Regions from separate parts of the Homo sapiens genome. Here region 1 is linked to region 2. Evidence: chromatin loops called from intact Hi-C (ENCODE). Cell type or tissue: ovary. All regions are shown on one strand. Each heading gives the region's core, and the rest is flanking DNA. Links, peaks and the distances in the headings are about the cores only. Region 1 overlaps KLHL29 (kelch like family member 29). Region 2 overlaps ATAD2B (ATPase family AAA domain containing 2B).

The links. Peaks named below come from ENCODE experiments on the same cell type or tissue, not always from the same donor. Only the 100,000 strongest peaks of a DNase experiment are listed, where the experiment ranks them.
Region 1: it touches region 2 in a loop (6-fold over the local background); 1 of 110 quality-filtered maps calls a loop at or near these places.

The regions. Positions count from the first base shown.
Region 1 is chr2:23,668,350-23,672,731 of GRCh38, reverse strand. All of the region lies in intron 5 of KLHL29 (kelch like family member 29), which reads right to left. Among named protein-coding and RNA genes, the nearest start is that of ATAD2B, 260 kb to the left of the region's middle. RefSeq lists enhancers at 306-805, 3,084-3,700, 3,701-4,318. In ovary, for the core only: no CTCF peak of the experiment used is centred there; a DNase peak (open chromatin) is centred at 2,611; H3K27ac peaks cover 1,494 bases.
Region 2 is chr2:23,805,142-23,809,536 of GRCh38, reverse strand. All of the region lies in intron 18 of ATAD2B (ATPase family AAA domain containing 2B), which reads left to right. Among named protein-coding and RNA genes, the nearest start is that of ATAD2B, 120 kb to the left of the region's middle. In ovary, for the core only: no CTCF peak of the experiment used is centred there; no DNase peak of the experiment used is centred there.

The DNA of each region.
Region 1 (4,382 bases), core at 383-4,382, 140 kb after region 2:
GGTGAGGTGAGAGCTGCAGAGGCGGGGGCAAGAGGTGAGCAAGACAGCTCCTGTCCCAGGGGAGCACGCAGCTCAGTGTGGACATAGGTGCCCACAGTGAGGAGCTGGATGAGAGAGCTGCAGGGATGGTCAGCTGTGGTGCTAGAGGCCTTATGAGGAAGGAGGGGTGGGTGGCCAGGGCTGAGGGGCCGGGAGTGGGGCCAGGAAGTGCAGGGCTGTGGAGCGACTGCTGGCTGTCTCCAGTGGAGAACCAGACACATATGAGGGGGGCATGTCACTCTGAATCGACTAGCTCAGCACCTCGGTGCATATTTACAGGCCTCCTTCATGCCAGGCCTGGACCATGAAGAGGAAACCACTTTCTGTCCCCAAGGAGCTCAAGTCTGATGGGGAAGGAGCCACTGGAGTGGACGGAGGTGAGTTTGGCTGCTCAGCACTGGAACCCCTTCCTACTGGGGACAATCCCAAGATGGGGGGATCTGGGCCATGTCACTGTGGGGGCCCAGGGGAGGTAGCTCCCTGGTAGCTGGTGTGTGGCCATGAGGCCTGGACTTGGCCGGTTGGGTGCTCTGGCCCTGGACTTCAAAGTTCCAGGAAGGAATGCAAAGACAGTGATGGCCATGGTGGCCGTGATGAACTTGCAAAGCTATGCTCCCCCAGGGCCTGGGCAGGCTCTGCCATAAGTCGCATTTATCATAGGCCTGACATATCCATGTGTCTGTCCCAGTCAGGGCCTGGGATGCCAACCACAGGACCCAGCTCTGTCAGCGAAGCAGAAAGGTATGTATTGGAGGTTGGGGAATGAGGCTGGGAATTGGGGCAGGAATGGAGGCAGTGCAGCCAGGCCCGTCACAGAGACAGTCCCCCTGGCGTCCTACATGGGCGCAGTCTCCCCTGGGAGCCCGCTGCCCTCCATCCCCAGCCAGTGGGCAGCCCTAGGTTCCAGAAGTGGCTGGCTCTGCATCTACTCATGAGACCACCTCCTACTCTCTTTCCATTCGGAGGCCCCGGCTGGCTGGCCTCCACTGGGGGTCCTAGGGAGCTGGGTGGACAGCTGTTGTGGGGTGTAGGGAGGGGCTGGCTGGGAAAAGGCCGAGTGAGCAGCCTCAGGGCTTCTGCTTCCAAAGCTGCAGACCCACAGGAACGGTGTGCTTTGGAAATAGAAGGGTCACAGGCACCTGGACGAGGAAATGGTATTCCTCCATAAGGGATGAGGAGCCCAACAGCCACAGATGCAAACCCAAAGCCTAAATTCCTATGTGCTCATGAAACCTCGCTTTGTTGTGTTCTTCCTGGAGACCTAATCTTTCCAAGATCTGGTCAGCTACGGCTTTGGGAAAGTCAGCCACCTGCAGCAGGTGACGGGCCGGCTCAGAGAAGGAGTGGAAAGAGACGCAGAGAGAACTGGGCATGGGGCAGGCAGCAGAGAGCCACAAGGAGATGGGAGAACACGAGTCTCCTCCTCCTGCTCCAGTAAAAGCCATTACTTCCCAAGAATTCTGAGAGCCACAGTTCCAGCAAATAAATAAATAGTTTTAAAGGATTTGCAAGAATTAGTGAACCAGAGCCAGGAGTACAATCAGTTTAGTTACCTAGGTAAAGAGGGAAATGAAATGGAAACCCCAGATGCCAGGAGCTAATGACAGCTCAGAACACTGCGAATCCCATCCAGGGAGGAGTCACAGCTGGGAGGATGTGAGGTTAGGAGGGAAGGGAGGAGGTGGGGGGGGGGAGGGAGGGAGGGAGGGAGGGAGAGAGAGAGAGAGAGAGAGAGAGAGAGAGAGAGAGAGAGAGAGAGAGAGAGAGAGAGAGAGCGCGTGCATGTGTGTAGAGACCCCTCCCTTCTCTGCCCACTCTGTGCCCTTCATGGTCTTCCAGGAGGAAGACCCTGGAAGAACCAGGTCTGCCCCTGGTTCTCTGGGCCCACCCCTCCTGCCCAACCTGGCCCGGGTCAGTTTAGGGCAACATGTCTGCCTCCTGCCATTTCAGGGGAGGTAAAAGCCCAAGAGTCATTTCTAGTTTTTCATATTTCTAACGATCTTTTAAAATTATACAATTAATCTCCACATCATTAGAGGAATATTAGAAAATCTTAATAGGCATGAAAGAAGAAAAGTGGAATTGTGCCCTCCAGGTGATCAGCCCCCCGCCGCAGGCCCTGGCACAGAGTCAGGGAGTCAGGTCTGCCTTAGGAGGCCTATGTCAGGCCTGGGGGTTGGGGGGACCATGCAACAGTTGGGAGTCAGCCCCTCATCCTGCCAAGGGTGGAACACTGCTTCGGTGCCCCTGTGTAGCAGGCACGGTGCCCAGCACACCCCCCTGCCCATCACACCGGTCGGCGAGTCCAGTCGTGCCCCAGCTTGTGAGGAGGCACCCGGCCTGGTCTCATGAGGTCCCAGAAAGGACCAACAGGTGGGCTGTACTGACACCCCCGTCCTCCCAACCCCCAGGTTGTGCCTGGTCTCCCTGCGTCCCAGGCCAATCCCTCCTCCTGGGTGTGTGATCTTTGCCTGCTGAATCCTGTCTTCCAGTTAGCCCGCGAGCTCAGGTAGGTGGAGCCGCCGCCTTTCCCTCCCCCGATATTCCCAGAGCCCTGTGCAGCCTCTGGCACTCACTGGGCTCCACGTGACGATCTACACGCCTGAGAACCCAGATGCAGGAAGGAGAGGCCTAACTGGGCACACGGCCCATGCTCTGGGGCCTTCTGGCTCAATTCTCCCTGCATGGGACTTTTCATGGGTCCCTACCATTTCAGCTGAGCTTCTGGCTTTACTGACACCCCTCTCTGCTTGGGTCCCTACCCACATGTATTTAACTTGACAGTCTGTTTTTCTTGGAAGCAGAACCTACCAGATTCTGTGATAATACCACGGCCCTGTTTTTACAAATCCAATGGACACAGTTACCCAAGAGTTGCTGTCCTGCGCTGGCGGGGCCAGGCCTGTGTACTCGGCTGCAGCCCTGGGTTCTGGGGGCCTCAGCTCTAAATGAGCTGGGCACCGGCCACTGTGCTCAGAGGCTGACTGGGGGTGGCAGGGCAGCCACACAGAGGGGGGACCATCCCCTACGTGAACACAAACGCTGAGAAGGACCAGTCTCCCCAACAGGCTGTGTCCAGCACGGGCCACGGGTGCTGCTCACGGGGTACCCAGCACTCAGGGAGCCCCCACTGTGTGCCGGGCCCTGTGCAGGGGGCAGAAGTGATGCAACAATCTGGCTTTCTGCCCTAGGGAGTCTTCTCTGCATGTACAGTTATCTACTCTGTGGGGCAGGACTGTGTGGAAGGGAAACGGAGGCTGCGTGGGAGCCTGGAAGAGGAGGGTGGCACCTAGGCTATTCCCTCTGCCAGGGAATTCCTTCGCCCTCGTTCAGAAAACATCTACCCATTCGGTAAGATCAGCTGCCACTCTGTGGTCCCATCACACTTGGCTCAGCACTCTGCTGAGTCTGTTTACTTCTCTCTGGACCAGGGGTGGCTCATGGACAGGGACTCCCAGCACTGAGCACCCAGCAGGGGCAGAGAGGTGTCTGCTGGCTGAGTGAATGACCCTGACCAAATGGGAAGAGAGACGCCTTCCTGGCCTGGGGGCACTGAGATGCTGAAGCCTGGCCGCGTGGGGGTCGTCATCAGCTGAGTCTGCGGTCCCCTGTGGTCACACAGGACCAGGTCCTCCTAGACTCCACAGCCCCCGGCCCAGGGATGAGGAAGGTGCTGCTCGGCCCACCATGGGCCACAGCCTTCCTGCTCAGCTCAGCCTCGGTGATGAATAACGCTGCCCCTGCTGTGCCACTTCCGGGCTCTCTGGGCTCCCACACTCTGCTGTGGAGGCCCAGGCTGGCTCCCTCTCGGGGTGGGTGCTGCCTCTGGAGGGTGGAGGTGAGGGGAAGGGACTGAGGGTGGCCCTGCGGGGCCTTGATGGAGCAGCAGTGGGGACCATGCACCTCTGAGGGTCTGGGTGAGTGGGGGCTGCAGCCAGGCCTGGCTGGCCTGGGGGATCAGGAGGGTCTGCAAACCAAGCTCTGGGGCTCCCTGAGGTTCCAGGAAGAACCCCGCCTGTCCCGGCAAAGGTGGATCCAGGAGAGGAGTGGGCTTGGCCACCTCGGCTGCCACCAGAAGCTGCCCCCTCAGCTCCTATCTGTTCCCCTCTGCCCCTGGAACTTCTGAAACCACTTCCCTCCTCCCTGGACTTCTGCAGGCCGAGGTATGACTGTTCTGTCTCCCGTTAGCAAGGTCTGCAACATTGCTCTGAGCAGCATCCTCCAATGTGGTGCACCTGTTCGACAGGGGTGCAAAGGTAGGTGCTGGGGTGGGGGCAGTCATGGACTTGCTCCCCACTCCGAAAAGCTCTCACTCCTCAGGAAAGCTCTCAAAAGCAGAGCCT
Region 2 (4,395 bases), core at 80-4,079:
ACTTAAAACATTTCACACAATTTTGTTGTTTTTTTCCCAGTTACATTTTCCGAATACTTAACACATATACTGTAATTATCTAACTGAAAGCCATTTCCTACATTGTAGCAAGAAATATGCATTTTTTAAACAGTTCATAGTAGTATTGATTTAGTTTCTCTTTTACTCACAGTTCTCTGGATATGAACACCCTACCAGCACTTCATCACTTTTAAAGCCCTATTTAAAGGTTTCTTTCCAAAACCCTTGAATTAAATGCTATCTACCAGTATTTTGCTCCCAGTTTGACACATTTAACTCATCCTGGGTGTGTTTTCCAATAATGTTGATTTATATGTTTGCTCATATTTTTCTTTTTAGACAAAATTACTGCAGGTTGTATGCAAGTAAAAGAATTACTCAGTACCATTTAAAATAAATACAAATGATTTAGTAGAAAAATATAAATCAACAAAATTGACCCCAGAGAAGAGAGAATCTAAACAATCACTGTGGAAGAAGAAATTCAGCAAGTATCTTAAAACCACTAAACATAGATGGTTTCACAGGTGAATTATTTTAATCTTAAAGGATAAGATCATTTTGATGCTAGTCACACTGTTCCAACAGCATAGGAATAGGAGGAAAGCTGTGAAATTGGCAAAATCAACAATATCACATCTTTCAGGGAAATACAAAATAAAACTGTAGACCAATCTCATTTCAGCAATGTTCATAAAGAAACTATTACAAATGAAATCTAGTAGCACATCAAAAGAATAATATAACATTACTAAAGCATGCAAGATTAATTCAGTTAGACATTGAGAGATCTAAGTATTGGAAAGGATACACTGAATTTGTAAGTATTTGCCTATGATGTGATTAATTATATGGAAAACTTACAGTGTCAACTAAAAAATGATGTAAGACAATAAAGAAATTCCATAAGGTGGACACTTTCAAAGTTAGTGTTTTAAAATGATAGTTTTCTCTTATAAATACTATAATAAGTTAGAAATATAATGGAAGAAGAGGTCCCAATTGAAATAGCAACTAAGTTTACGTAGGAATTAGCAGAAACAATATGAAGGGACTATGAGAAGAAAACTAAAAGTTGCTGAGGGGGACAGTTGAATATATGAAAGACATACCTTATTTGTTTGTTTCCAAACCCAAAGGCCAGAGAAGTCTCCCACCAGGAATGCTCTCTGCCTTTCATAGTATCATCAATCTTCTTGGCTGGGGGAAGAAGCCATCTTTATTAAGGAGGCCAGAGCTGGGCTAGTCTCATGTATTCTTCCCATATCCCTAAAGTAAATATATATATTTACTTTATATATATATATATTTTTATATAAATATAAATATATATATAAATATATATCACTTATATATAAATAACATATAATATAAGTAATCACTTATATATAATAATTATATATATAATTACTTATATATATAATTATATATATAATTACTTATATATTATAATTTATAGTTACTTATATATAAATAAATTACATATATAATAAATAAATAATATATATAAATTACTGTGCTAAATTTATATATAAATATATTTATAATATATATATTATAAATATTTATATATTTATATATATTATAAATATATTTATATATTTATATTTATATATTTTATTATATACATTTATTTTTTATATATAAAATGTATATATTTTATATTTTATTATATATATATATATATTTTTTTTTTTTTTAAGATGGAGTCACGCTCTGTTGCCCAGGCTGGAGTGCAGTGGCGCAATCTCAGCTCACTGCAACCTCCGCCTCCTGGGTTCAAGCGATTCTCCTGCGTCAGCCTCCCAAGTAGCTGGGACTACAGGTGCGTGCCACCATGCCCAGCTAATTTTTTGTATTTTTAGTAGAGACGGTGTGTCACCATGTTAGCCAGGATGGCCTTGATCTCCTGACTTCGTGATCTGCCCGCCTTGGCCTCCCAAAGAAGTATCTTCAGAGATTTGGCATTTGGGTCTCAAACCAAGCTTGTAGACTTCAAAATTTGGTTGTCTGAAACTAAAATCTCTACCTTGAGATCTCAGGAGCTTATGTTGTAAACCAAAAGCGAAGAATTTTGTTTGTTATCTTCAGTCTTCTGATCAACTCTTTTGAGGCAAGAGGTTTGGAATGTTCTACATAGATAAATTTCAAATGTATTTGATTGGGCAGTTAAAAATCTGTTGAGCGTTCAACTCCATATGTGAATGTACTTTCTAGTGTGTGTATGTGTGTGCATGTGTGTGTACACACTACTATTAATCTTTATATTAGTAAATAGCAAAGCTTAGATGTTTTTTCTGCTTTAGATATCAATTAAATGTCAATATTCTCATCACCTCTTACTCTCAGCTCCCATGATCTGATCATTGCTCCAGATCTCTGCATTGGGAGTGAACCACTATATAGGAACAAGAAAGTCTGGGGATTTGGGATGGGCATATCTCAGTGAATACTTCACAGTGTCATCTGCATAGAGAGAGCCATGCCTGGCTAGAATACTTATGGTGACTTCATACTAATGATAATGTTGTGTTAATATGTGGAGCTTTAGAGGAAGAAGCACACTTTGTTTGTAATTACTGTGCTAAATTTCTTTAGTTCAGAATGTAGACTCAAGTCAAATTATGCAGATTAAAATCTCAGTTGTGGTTGTGACTTGGGCAAGTTGCTTAACACTCTGAGCCTTAATTTTCTCATCTGTGAAATGGAGATGACACCATGAGGTTATCAAATAGGCTTGACATATAGTCCTCAATGAAAGTTAGTTATAATCGTGCTTATTACTACTACCATTGCTGCCACTGCTACTGCTTACAGCTAATGAATGGTAAGACTTTAAATTCAAAGGCTGTGAGGTTTTTTCCTAAATTAATGTATAAATTAAGTACAGTTCTAATTATAATCTCCTCAAAACTTAGGGGGAGAAGTTAAAAAAAAAGAGTTCTGTTTCTTCTAGAAAATAAATATGAGAGTAGCAAGGAGAATTCTAGAGGAAAAAGTGTCATTAGGGCGCCCTACCAAAATTGTAAGGGTGTAATAGAGTTACAGTAATAAAGAAAGTATGCCTGTGCAAGAGTAGACAAAGTAATAGAACAGAAGAGACTATTCATGCTTAGACTTGTGTAGAAGTAGAATTTGATGGTTATGACCACAATGGCGATGACATTTCATATCAGTAGATGGAAGAAATGGATTATTTACCAAATGGTCTTGGAAAACTGGCAAGCTCCTCCAGTAGGGGAAAAAGCAAAACAAATAAAACTGGGATTTCCTACTTTTTTCTGTAGCCCAAAATAAACTCTACATGGGCAGTGGAACTATAAAAGTACTGGAAAAATTCACAAGGTCAGTATATTTATTATCTTATGTGTGAAAGTAATTTCTAAGCAATGCACAAAAACTAGAAAACATAAAGATATGAAGGAATTTGATTATATAAAATTTTAAATTGCACATGGCAAAAAGCATTCTTTAGATTAAATTAATAGATATAGTCTGGGAAAAAGTATATTTGTAGCAGATATGTTGAGAACAAGTTTTCTAAATATGGGCAAATACCTTAAAATCAGTAAGAAGAAAGAATAGCAATCTAATATAAAAATTGGCAAAATAGAAACATGCTATTTATGGGGGAAAATAAAAAGTAACCAATAAAAATGTGAAAAGATTCTAAGCTTCACTTAAGTGAAAATAAAGTATCAGATTTGTTTTTTTTTTTTTAAAGCTTGATAATGCCATTTGGAGATGTGGACTGCTTAGACTTAGTGGAAATGTAAATTTATTTGATGTTTTTGGAGTGTAATTTGGCACCATCTTTTAAAATTTCAAGTACCACATTGGTGTAGTGTGAGAAAAGAAAATAACATTTCAAATACATATACCTTTTGACCCAGGAATTCTATGTTTAGGAATTTTTCCTAAAGATACGTTAGCTACAAGTATTCATTGCTAAATGAACAAGGATATTTGTCACTGTGTCGTGTGTAATTGCCACACGAAACATAAAGGCAAACAAACTGAATATCCCTTCACGTGGGACCAGCTAAAATTAGTTATGGTGTATCTTGACATACAAAGGAGTACTGTCTAGCCATTAACATGAATGAGATAGATTTACATGGGCTGAAAAATGCAGGTGACATTAGTGAAAAAAGCAAGTATTCTCAAAAACTGTTAATATGGTTGCTTTGGCTTGGGGAGAAGGAATCTGGAAGATTGGGAAATGTGTGAACCTTGCCTTTTTAGTTTATGCTATACTGTTTAGAAAATTCTCTTTTTTGAAGTTTTTATTTGACTGTATCAAGCAAGCTAAAGATGAAAAAAATCACTTTGAAAGAGAAATATTTTCTTTTCTTTTCTTTTTTTTTTTTTTGA